2 separate regions of the Homo sapiens genome follow, and region 1 is linked to region 2. A link is a loop called in an ENCODE intact Hi-C map of the cell type or tissue named here. Cell type or tissue: gastrocnemius medialis. All regions are shown on one strand. Links, peaks and the distances in the headings refer to the core of each region. The heading gives the core; the rest is flanking DNA. Region 1 overlaps MAP3K20 (mitogen-activated protein kinase kinase kinase 20). Region 2 overlaps RAPGEF4 (Rap guanine nucleotide exchange factor 4).

Region 1 (5,385 bases), core at 193-5,192, 240 kb after region 2:
GAGCCACAAAGAGTTCCTGAGACTATCTAACAATTGAAAACGAATTTCAGAAGCTGAGAAGTTTGACTGCAAGGGAAATAACATCCTGTTTCCAATGTTTAAAGATCTAAAGTAATTGTTTTCTTCCATATAATGGATACCTTTGAGTTGAATTATATGAAATTAAAGTTATTGAACTAACAACTCCAGGAGGGTTTTTCCCAAAAGAACAAGCTACTTTTCAAAAACTCAGCTCCAACTTCACTTTAAAAATTAGGAAATTGAGGCCAGGCGCAGTGGCTCACACCTGTAAACCCAGCACTTTGGGAGGCTGAGGGGGGTGGATCACGAGGTCAGGCGTTCAAGACCAGCCTGGACAGCATAGTGAAACCCCATCTCTACTAAAAATACAAAAAATTAGCTGGGCGTGGTGGCGGGCGCCTGTAATCCCAGCTATTTGGGAGGCTGAGGCAGGAGAATCGCTTGAACCTGGAAGGCAGAGGTTGCAGTGAGCTGAGATAGTGCCACTGCACTCCAGCCTGGGCAACAGTGCTAGACTCTGTCTCAAAAAAAAAAAGGAAACTGATCCTGAATATTAGGTACCAGAATATAGAGGTCATCCCAGTATATTATTTGTACATTATTTATCATAAATGTATCCATATTGAAACTATGCCAAAAACATAAGCCTTGATTTGCTTGTTTCTCAAAAGAAGAGGCAGTAACATTTTTCATGTGCTAACAGTTTTACCCCTGAAATAGATATGCCCAAACATTTATGGGAATAAGTTGGCTGTTCAAAATAATTACGTAAAGTAGAAGATAATGTCTGTGACCACTGTGAGTGGTGACATCTTAGAAAAAAGTTCGGTTGAAAGAAGAAAACTTGAATATTAGAGCGTATTAGAACAATCTAAATTAACACTATTTTCCTTTCTTCCCAGTTTTCATGTGTTTACATACTTACGTCTAACTTAAATGTGAGACAGAATCTAGAATTTGTTCACAAGTGAATTATTTAATAATTTGAATAAATAGTATTACATCAGTTCTGGCTACAATAAATAAATAAGTGGAAGCAAGTGAATTCTAGACTAATTTTTAGTGTATATTCAGAGTACTAATCCAGATAAAAAGGGAGTTAATAACCCACATTTCCCTAGAACTGTATAGACTGCTGAACTGTTTTTTGTGCTTCCTCTAAGCTTTTCTTTTGGGTACAAAGTTTCTTAATTTTTCATTTGAGATTTAATCTCTGCTTAATTTATTTTTTTAAAAATATAATGGTCAACTAAATGTTTCCTTATGAAAGTGAAATTGGGAAAAGTCAAGATAAATCCTAGAAACTATTTTGTTTTAAGCAAAATGAGGGCTTAAAACTTGCAACTTCTTTTCCATTTGAAATTTGGCTTGCTGTGGTGCTTTGCAAACTTTTGGTTGTGATTTATCCTGTCATTCATAAATTATGGCAAATATGCTGGAGCCAAATCTGCCATTAAATAAATTCTCACATAATTCCCTACATTCATTTATTTCACTAATCATTTACCTCCTGTGTAGTGCCAACTAATTTTGTGGTATCTATTTTCCTGATTTAAATTGGTCCTAATTTCTCTTTTTACTTCTGTCCTTTCTTCCCTTTTGATAGCTTCTCTTGCCTCTTGCTGCAAGAATGTCTGAGGAGTCTTACTTTGAATCTAAAACAGAGGAGTCAAACAGTGCAGAGATGTCATGTCAGATCACAGCAACAAGTAACGGGGAGGGCCATGGCATGAACCCAAGTCTGCAGGCCATGATGCTGATGGGCTTTGGGGATATCTTCTCAATGAACAAAGCAGGAGCTGTGATGCATTCTGGGATGCAGATAAACATGCAAGCCAAGCAGAATTCTTCCAAAACCACATCTAAGAGAAGGGGGAAGAAAGTCAACATGGCTCTGGGGTTCAGTGATTTTGACTTGTCAGAAGGTGACGATGATGATGATGATGACGGTGAGGAGGAGGATAATGACATGGATAATAGTGAATGAAAGCAGAAAGCAAAGTAATAAAATCACAAATGTTTGGAAAACACAAAAGTAACTTGTTTATCTCAGTCTGTACAAAAACAGTAAGGAGGCAGAAAGCCAAGCACTGCATTTTTAGGCCAATCACATTTACATGACCGTAATTTCTTATCAATTCTACTTTTATTTTTGCTTACAGAAAAACGGGGGGAGAATTAAGCCAAAGAAGTATATTTATGAATCAGCAAATGTGGTGCCTGATTATAGAAATTTGTGATCCTATATACAATATAGGACTTTTAAAGTTGTGACATTCTGGCTTTTTCTTTTAATGAATACTTTTTAGTTTGTATTTGACTTTATTTCCTTTATTCAAATCATTTTTAAAAACTTACATTTTGAACAAACACTCTTAACTCCTAATTGTTCTTTGACACGTAGTAATTCTGTGACATACTTTTTTTTTCTTATAGCAATACACTGTAATATCAGAAATGGTTGGCCTGAGCAACCTAGTAAGACCTCGTCTCTACTAATAATTAAAAAACTAGCTGGCATGGTAGCACACACCTGTAGTCCCAGATACTTGGGAGGCCAAGGCAGGAGGATTGCTTGAGACCTAGCAATCAGTCAGGGCTGCAGTGAGCCATGATGGCACCACTGCACTCTAGCCTGGGCAAGAGAACAAGATCCTGTCTCAAAAAACAAAAAAAAGAAAGAATTGATAGTACAAAATCCAACAACAATACTGAGATGATCTAAGAAGGTTATAACAAAATGCTCTTCAGAAATACCTAAGTGCTGAGAATTTTTAGTACTAAAGAGCACAGCTGCTCAAAGTAAAGCCTGAGCAGTGTTCTCAGTAATGTATTTGAAGGAAAAATACCCTGATTTGAAACCAACAGCAGATGTTGCAAACTTTCATACCACTGCTGGCCATGGAAGCCTCTTAACAACACACTGTCATTTAAGGCTGTGCTTGTGCTTTATACAAAGAGAAAGAGGTGGTCTTAAGGGGATGCTTCCAGGGGGGTGAGTTCATGCCTCTCCTGTATTTTCCAGCAAGTGGGGTATGTGTGGTGGTTTGTTTTTTAGAGGGGCATAATAATCCAGGATTCTAAGCATATGCTCAGCTATTTTAAAGAGGAAATTAAATATTATAAAAGAAATAGTAAAGATAAGTTATCCTCACTTAGGCAAAAGCACAGGTCCTTTCCATATCAAGTTTAGCCTACCAGGGTTGTTTTTTGTTTTAACCCTGCTTAATAATGTTGGTGTTTTAGAAGTAGATACAGGCACTGCTCTGAAAACCTGGCTAGCCAAGGATATTCTCAGAATGTTATCACCTGTTTGTCAAAGCTTGTTTAAATTATAAAACACTTTTAATTATATATATGAGGCAAAAGAACTAAGACTTTTTTCAAACTAAATTAGAAAGGAGTGTCATTATTTGACTGTTAAACCAAAATATTTTTGGTGGGTCTTTTTATGGAAGTTTAAAGAAAGGACATCATCATAGATATGATCTAACAGTATTTCTAACTATATTTGATCATTAAAAGCCTCTTGGAATTTGAAGCGTGACGTGTTTCTAATGCCCCTTGAGAGGTGAAAAATACCACATAATGATCAGTATGCTGTGCCAGCTTCATTTGGGGAGAAATAACTAGTAGAAAGTTCTGGGTGTGAGGTGTACAGCAGTCTAGGTGGCATAGTGATGAAGAAAGGGATCAGAGTCTGACTGTCACTCAGAATCCTGGGCTCAGTTGCTTGACAACCTTGGGAAAATTGTTTTATCTTTGTGCGTCTGTTTGCTGATCTTCAGCGTGGGAATAATAACAGTACCTACTTGAAAGGATCATTGTGCGGATTAAAAGAAATAATATATGTAAAGCACTTTAACACAGCACCAGGCCCACGGAAAGTGGCTAATGTTAGCTACTATGAATGGTGCCAGTGAAGACACTGAAAAATAAGTGATTTCAGTAACCTTCTGGAAAGCTATCAGTTTCAAATAATATTTTCTCTGTAGTATGAGATGAAATTAAAAGTGGATAGCTTTCAGGAAAGATAAAGAGAACATGCTTAGAATGTAAGCTAAACAGATTTTTTCTGTTGCTCTTTGAAAACTATGAGCCCTGGCCAGCTTAACCTGGTCTGAGGTGAGACTAAACACAAAAACAGTAGATAAATCTCTCCCTAAAAGATGGATTCCCCCACATACCCATGCTACTAGTTTCTCTGTCTATTCACACATATGTACAAATACATGAACACAGCCTGTCTGTGCTCAGACATAGAGAAGTACTACCTGACTTGAGTCAATGCACCCAAGAAGAAAAGCTTGGAGTAGAGCAGAAGGGAGGGCTTGGGACTCCTGTCTTTCCAGCATGCCCTGGGGTGCAGTGGTCAGCCACCTGAAGAGAGAGCCAATAGCATGGGGTTTACAAGGCAAAGATAGTCATTCATTCAACACATATTCATAGAGCTCCTTCTCTGTGCCAGACACTGTTCTGGAAGATAGCTAGATGAAAATCTTTGCACTCACAGAGCTTACATGCCAGTGAGTGAAGATCGATGATAAATAAAGCAAATGCATCATATGTTCACATTTGATAAGTATATGCCAAAAAATGAAGCCGGGAAGGAGGACAAGGCCCATGGGTGGGTGTTGAGGTTTTTAAAGTGTGGTCAGGAAAGGCCCCACTGATAAGGTAACATTTGAGCAAGTCTGAAAAAGGCAAGGGGATCTTTGGGGCTAACTTCGGGATCCCTGCACTTTATGTAAGAATGTAAACCTGGAGTCTCATTTAAGAATGATCAGCAATACGTTTAGAACATATGAACTGAATGAAATGGACATTTTTTCTTAATTTATGTATAAATCCATATGATTATACATAAAGTTCTGATGCATTAATAAAAGCAGCCAAATAGGGCCAAAGAGAAAAATAACAGGACTCTGTACTGGACCTAACTTTATCATTAATTAGGTAATATTTTCCTCATTTCTTTACTGCTGCCATTTTCCTCACCAGTATTCCAGAGATGGTCATAGCTCATTACTCTACCACCAAGAACCTAAAAGGAATTAGAATACAGCAGAATTGGCCTCAGTGAAGAGCTTAAAATTGTTCTCCTCGTAGAACTGGACTATTGATCATTACCACGTGACGTTGGCTCTATTACTTTCTGTTCCCAATGTCCTTCTAGTGGTTTGAAAATGTTAAAACATCCCTAAAATCTAAATCATATAATCAGAATTCTATAGTGTCCCACTCTATCTGTAAAGATCATTTGGAAGACTTTAGACTCTATTAATTTTAAAAGGAATATTTATTAGCCATATGCAGAATTTCTAATGATGATATTGTACAGCTTCTAATTCACTTTTCAGATCA
Region 2 (5,385 bases), core at 184-5,183:
AAGGAAGTGGTTTCAACTTTCACAGATTATATACTGAGTCCTTGAAGGCATGTTATTGGATACTAGTTTTATAATAAATTTTAGAATAAAAATGCTTTACATAAACTGATTAATATCTGGTGGGCAGTGGTGGTTTTTGTAACAAGAGTTTGGGAATGTGGAATATACCTCCCTTCTTGCCTTCTCTTACTAATCGCAGATGCTACCATTTGCCTTCTCTTCATCTCATGCCCTTATCTCCTCAGGGCTAGAAAAGAAAATGTTGAGTCTGCATACATCCTATATTTGAGTCCTTCGGAAAAAATACATTTTATAACCCCAAATAATAGTGACAGTGGCATTATTATTCTGCTAGGCTAAGATAGTACACAGGATCTCAAGGAATTTAGATCAGTTGTCAAGTTGATTATACCAATTGTTTCTAGTGGTGTTAAAAGACAAGTTTTGCCATTACTGATTAAGGTGGTAATGAAAAGCAGTTTTTTAGCTCAATCATCTACAAAGTGAGAGATGAGTTGGCCAACTACCATGTGAGTGGAGATGCTCTTCCCTCTGAGATCAGAAGAGAAGGGATCCTGTGGACTTTGGCTTTCTCCCATATCCTTTCATCAAGGAACACATTTATTTCAAAAATCCCTTTAGGCATTATACTGGTGCAACCTCTCCCTCCGCCAATATCTTCTTGTGCAGAAGAAATCCCTGAGCATGTTACTGATGCCTGGATCCGTTTCCATGTTTGAGGCCCTAGTGATGCCCTTTTTCCATATTCCTTTTTTTTTTTTTATCTTTGTAGACCTGGCCAGAGGACTGTGGATGACCTAGAGATTATCTATGAGGAGCTTCTTCATATTAAAGCCTTATCCCATCTTTCTACCACAGTAAGTTGTCTCTTAGTTTAGCATGGTTGGAGCACTTTGCAATAAATGCACTGTTAGGACAGAGGAGAGTATTACGGTGTTGTGGGGGGAAAGAATGTCTGATTTTCACCTCATAAATCACCTCTACTCTCTTACGAGATGCTGAGGAAGTTATACCCAAGAACAATCACTGAAAGGAATCAAATTTTGTCCTATTATTGGTAGTTGCCCATGTGCCCTAAACCCCAGAGCAGCCCCATGTGAGTAGGGTTGGAACATGGGCTTCATCCCTGTGAATATGAATTTTGGAACCTGCACACTCAGATAAGAGAGCCAGGCCTGGGAGGGACTCTGAATCCTGCCATGGTATGCTGCCAGAGGGTGGAAAGAGGGAAACCTAGATGACCTGTCTTGGCTTATGGGGCCAACTCCACCAGGGTTTGCTGCCTTCTTGAGAATGGAAGCAGAAAGTTCAAGAGAGCATCAGCTCAGATGTATTAGTGAAAATAACACCACCCACTAATAAAAAATGACCCAGTGGCTGTATCTGATTCTGAACTTTTACCTGATTAGAGTATTTAGGAGACAGAAATTTTTTGCCACTGAATAGGGATAGGAACACCTCCTCCCTTAAGAATATGATTTTTAGGAAACACACATGTCCTACACACTAATAAGTTAAGAAGAATGAAGTGGTTTCAACTTTCACAGAGTATATACTGAGGTCCCTAAGAAATATCTAGATGCCTAGTTTGTTTTCATTCCTAGCTCACTAAAAGTGGTGTTCTGCTACCTCACAGTAGCAGTACCTGCCAGTCCCTGCTGTTGGGGATAAGTTCAGGTCTCTGTTGAGAGCAGCGAGGCATTTGCCATAGCTCCAAGCAAGAGGGCTTCAAGTCCCCTCTCCCCTTCAACCTAGACAAACCTCCTTCACATATCTCCCACCTCTGGCACCACTGAGGGTCTTGAGACTTGCTCACCTATGTGGACTACCCAGGGAAGTGGTCCAGCCCAGCCTCCCACCTACCTACCACTGCCCTTGCCATCCTTACTCTCCACAGGGCATAGATGTAGTGCCTGGGAGCCTCACCTGGGAAGCCCTCATATATACAGGGCAGAAAGCTGAGGCTCCATGAGCTAGTGATGTAGAGGGAAGTAAGGAAGGACCCCTTTCCCTGCCTGTGCTCCAGGGACCCAGCATGTCCCGATCCGACTTCCCTGGTCTCAGTGGAATTGAGAGGATTGTGGGTAGTCTCGTCTTCTACCTCAAACCCCAGGTACCCAGGCATAGAAAAATCTCAAGTTACTGGGTTCTTAGGAAGATAGAGCCATGATTTGGGACCGTAATTTGGAATTTTTTTTTAAATGTGAATTTTAGCTAGCTAGGAATAATTTGGAATTTTAACTAAGAATATAAATGTGTTCGTTCATTTAGGCTTCATTATTCAGCTTCAAGACATAGAATTTTCCAACATGTTTGCCATGATGCATTATATGTAATGCAAGCAAGAGTCACTAGTAACAACAGAATCATGTGATGTTGCACATGGTCTCCCCTTCTCACCCACAGCCAAAGACAGGCAGGCAAGTGGGCTAGTTAATGCAGGTGGGACCATGTTTGAAACAGTCTCTAAGGAGGTTGCCTGGTATGAATTAGCTATAAGCTATTCTATAAAAAGAGCTACAAGCTTTAAAAGCCTAGCAGCAAATCGAGTAGAAGTGATTTTAGATGAGAGCAGCAGCAAGAGAGGTGAGAGATGACTGCATGGGAAGCCCCGGGACAGTTTGCATTGTGCCCCCAGAAAGAGTACAACCCTTTTCCACCCAGACCTGGAAATGTGGCCTTTGCATGTTTCTTCTGTTTTTCTTCTAGGTGAAACGAGAGTTAGCAGGTGTTCTCATTTTTGAGTCTCACGCCAAAGGAGGGACTGTGTGTAAGTGAAAAGCTGTACTGGAACCTTGCGCCTGGCCAGCACCCTTGCAAGCACATGCCACGGGAAGCCAGGCTGCTAACGCCTCACTTCTTGGCCCCGGGTCTGGCTTGGTGACTTGGCAGGGTGTCCTGTGGTACTTTCGTTTTTCTGGACCTGTGATTATTTCCAGCACATGTCAATTATTCTGAAGTATCGTGGTTTTCTAGTACCAGCAAGTGTTGTGGGTGCCAGCCTGAGTCTCACTGGCTCCCTACCCTCCTGACTCACCACAGTGTTTAAAGAGGGTGGGATGAAGTCACTGCCCTTCAGGAAGGGCCTGAGGCAGTACCTTTTCCCAGTGACCTCATTTCGTTCATAGCTTTAGAAGAACTAATCGATCTCTTGAGGTTGTTAGTTAGAATGATATTTAAACCATCCTACTTTATTTTTCTTCTCTCACTTCCACTTTAAGCTCCAAGCTGGAGAGAATTTCTTTGCTTCAAATACATATGCAGTGTTAATCTATAGTATCTCACCAAAATCCAAGTTGCAGTTTAGTTCTGTGATCATATTTGGAAGCAAGAAAAGGAAATTTGATGTGAATAGATGTGAACAATATTATATAAGCTGGCATTCCTTACTACTCCTACAAAAATCTGGCTGGAACAAACAGGGTTAGTGATCTACTAAGGTCAGGAAATGCCTCTCCAATCTCTCTTGCAGAATCACAGGACACAGCAGCATGCTAATGTGTTCTCAGAAGTTCTGCAATAAGGAGAAATGATCACCACGTTTAAACCGATACTTCCTGAGCCTAATGACACATAGAACACTTTTTGCATGGACACCTGTTAACTCTTTAGAGACAGTTTGGAAAATCTTGCTCTTTCTTCAGGCTACATTGTATGAGTCAAATAAGCAGGAAACATTAATTGTAAATGTGGTTTTTTTACTTTCAGTCATCAAAAATGATATTTCTGACATTGATATCTATTTTAGTAAGAATGTAACTTCTTCAAATGTTCAAGGCTTACTTTAATATTTTTATCTTAATGGTTGCTAATGACTTATTCTTTTTTATTTTCTTTTATTCTTTTCATTCAAACTTGCTAATTGTTTTCATTTTATTATGAAATAGTTAAATATTTTAAACAAAAAATAGAGTATATTACAATTACCTTCTTAATCTTTGTCAGATAATAACATGCCATTTTTTTCATATTTTCTTTTTTTTTTTTTGAGACGGAGTCTTGCTCTATCACCCAGGCTGGAGTGCAGTGGCACAACCTTGGCTCACTGCAACCTTCACCTCCCAGGTTCAAGCAATTCTCCTGCCTCAGCCTCCCAAGTAGTTGGGATTACAGGCGTGTGCCACCACGCCCAGCTAATTTTTTTTTTGTATTTTTAGTAGAGGCAGGGTTTCACCTAGTTGGCAGGCTGGTCTCAAACTCCTGAGTTCAAGTGATCTGCCCGCCGTGGCCTCCCAAAGTGTTGGATTACAGGAGTGAGCCACTGCACTCAGCCTTTTTTCATATTTTCTAAAGAATTAAATTATACACGCTGGGTGCAGTGGCTCATGTCTGTAATCCCAACATTTTGGGTGGCCGAGGCAGGTGGATTCCTTGAGTCCAGGAGTTCGAGATCAGCCTGGGGAACATGGCGAAACCCTGTCTGTAAAAATTAGCAAGGTGGATTGGTGCATACCTACAGTCCCAGCTACTCAGGAGGCTGAGGTGGAAGGATCTCTTAGGCCCAGGAGGTCAAGGCTGCAGTGAGCCGTGATCACGCCACTGCACTCCAGCCTAGGTGACAGAGTGAGACCCTGTCTCAAAAAATAAAAAATAAAAAATAAATTATACAACTACACTTGAAGACCCTTTGTACCCTCATTTATCCCATTTTCATCTTTCCTACCCCAAGGTAACTCCTACCCTGAATGTAGTGGTGATCATTCTAACTCACTTTTTTAAAAATACAGTCAGTCCTCTACATCTATGTGTTCCACGTTTACGAATTCAACCCACTGAAGATCAAAAATATTCCAAAAAAAAGAAAGTGGATGGTTGTGTCTCTACTGAACATGTACAGACTTTTTTCTTGTTATTATTCCTTAAATAATACAGTATAACAACTATTTACATAGGATTTACATTGTATTAGCTATTATAAGTAATCTGGAAATGACTTAAAGTATACAAGAAGCTGTGTGTAGACTATATGCAAATACACCACTTTATATCAGGGGCTTGAGCATCTGTGGATTTTGATATCCTTGGGAGGTCCTGGCACCAATTCCCCATGGATACGAAGGGACAAGTGTGTGTAGGTATGTATCTGTAAACAATATATAGTGCTGATTTGCATGTTTTTAAACGTCACATTACTTGTCAGATTACATTTTAGAGCCATTTTTCTATGGGATAAGTTTTAATGAATTGTGGAAGAAATGTGTATGGCTTTAAGAAACAGATTGCTGATAAATTGATATCTACTAAAAACCTATGTTTTAGGGCATAGCAAGGAATGCAGTGTTTCTCTTTCTTTTGTATTCTATAGAAAAGGAGATAATGTGCCACCTGAACAAGTTAATATTTGCCAGTGATGTTTCTCGAATT

What was found. Peaks named below come from ENCODE experiments on the same cell type or tissue, not always from the same donor. Only the 100,000 strongest peaks of a DNase experiment are listed, where the experiment ranks them.
Region 1: a loop joins it to region 2, with 2.2 times the contacts of the local background. A loop is called at or near these places in 16 of 110 quality-filtered maps.

Annotation. Positions count from the first base shown.
Region 1 is chr2:173,219,523-173,224,907 of GRCh38, forward strand. The region is part of intron 11 of MAP3K20 (mitogen-activated protein kinase kinase kinase 20); the gene reads left to right. All of the region lies in intron 2 of MAP3K20-AS1 (MAP3K20 antisense RNA 1), which reads right to left. Among named protein-coding and RNA genes, the nearest start is that of MAP3K20-AS1, 60 kb to the right of the region's middle. RefSeq lists an enhancer at 2,600-2,699. In gastrocnemius medialis, for the core only: no CTCF peak of the experiment used is centred there; no DNase peak of the experiment used is centred there; H3K27ac peaks cover 3,494 bases.
Region 2 is chr2:172,982,703-172,988,087 of GRCh38, forward strand. It overlaps RAPGEF4 (Rap guanine nucleotide exchange factor 4), which reads left to right. Exons shown (of 31, transcript NM_007023.4): 11 at 794-878; 12 at 2,731-2,791. Among named protein-coding and RNA genes, the nearest start is that of MAP3K20, 90 kb to the right of the region's middle. In gastrocnemius medialis, for the core only: no CTCF peak of the experiment used is centred there; a DNase peak (open chromatin) is centred at 2,849; H3K4me3 peaks cover 566 bases; H3K27ac peaks cover 1,516 bases.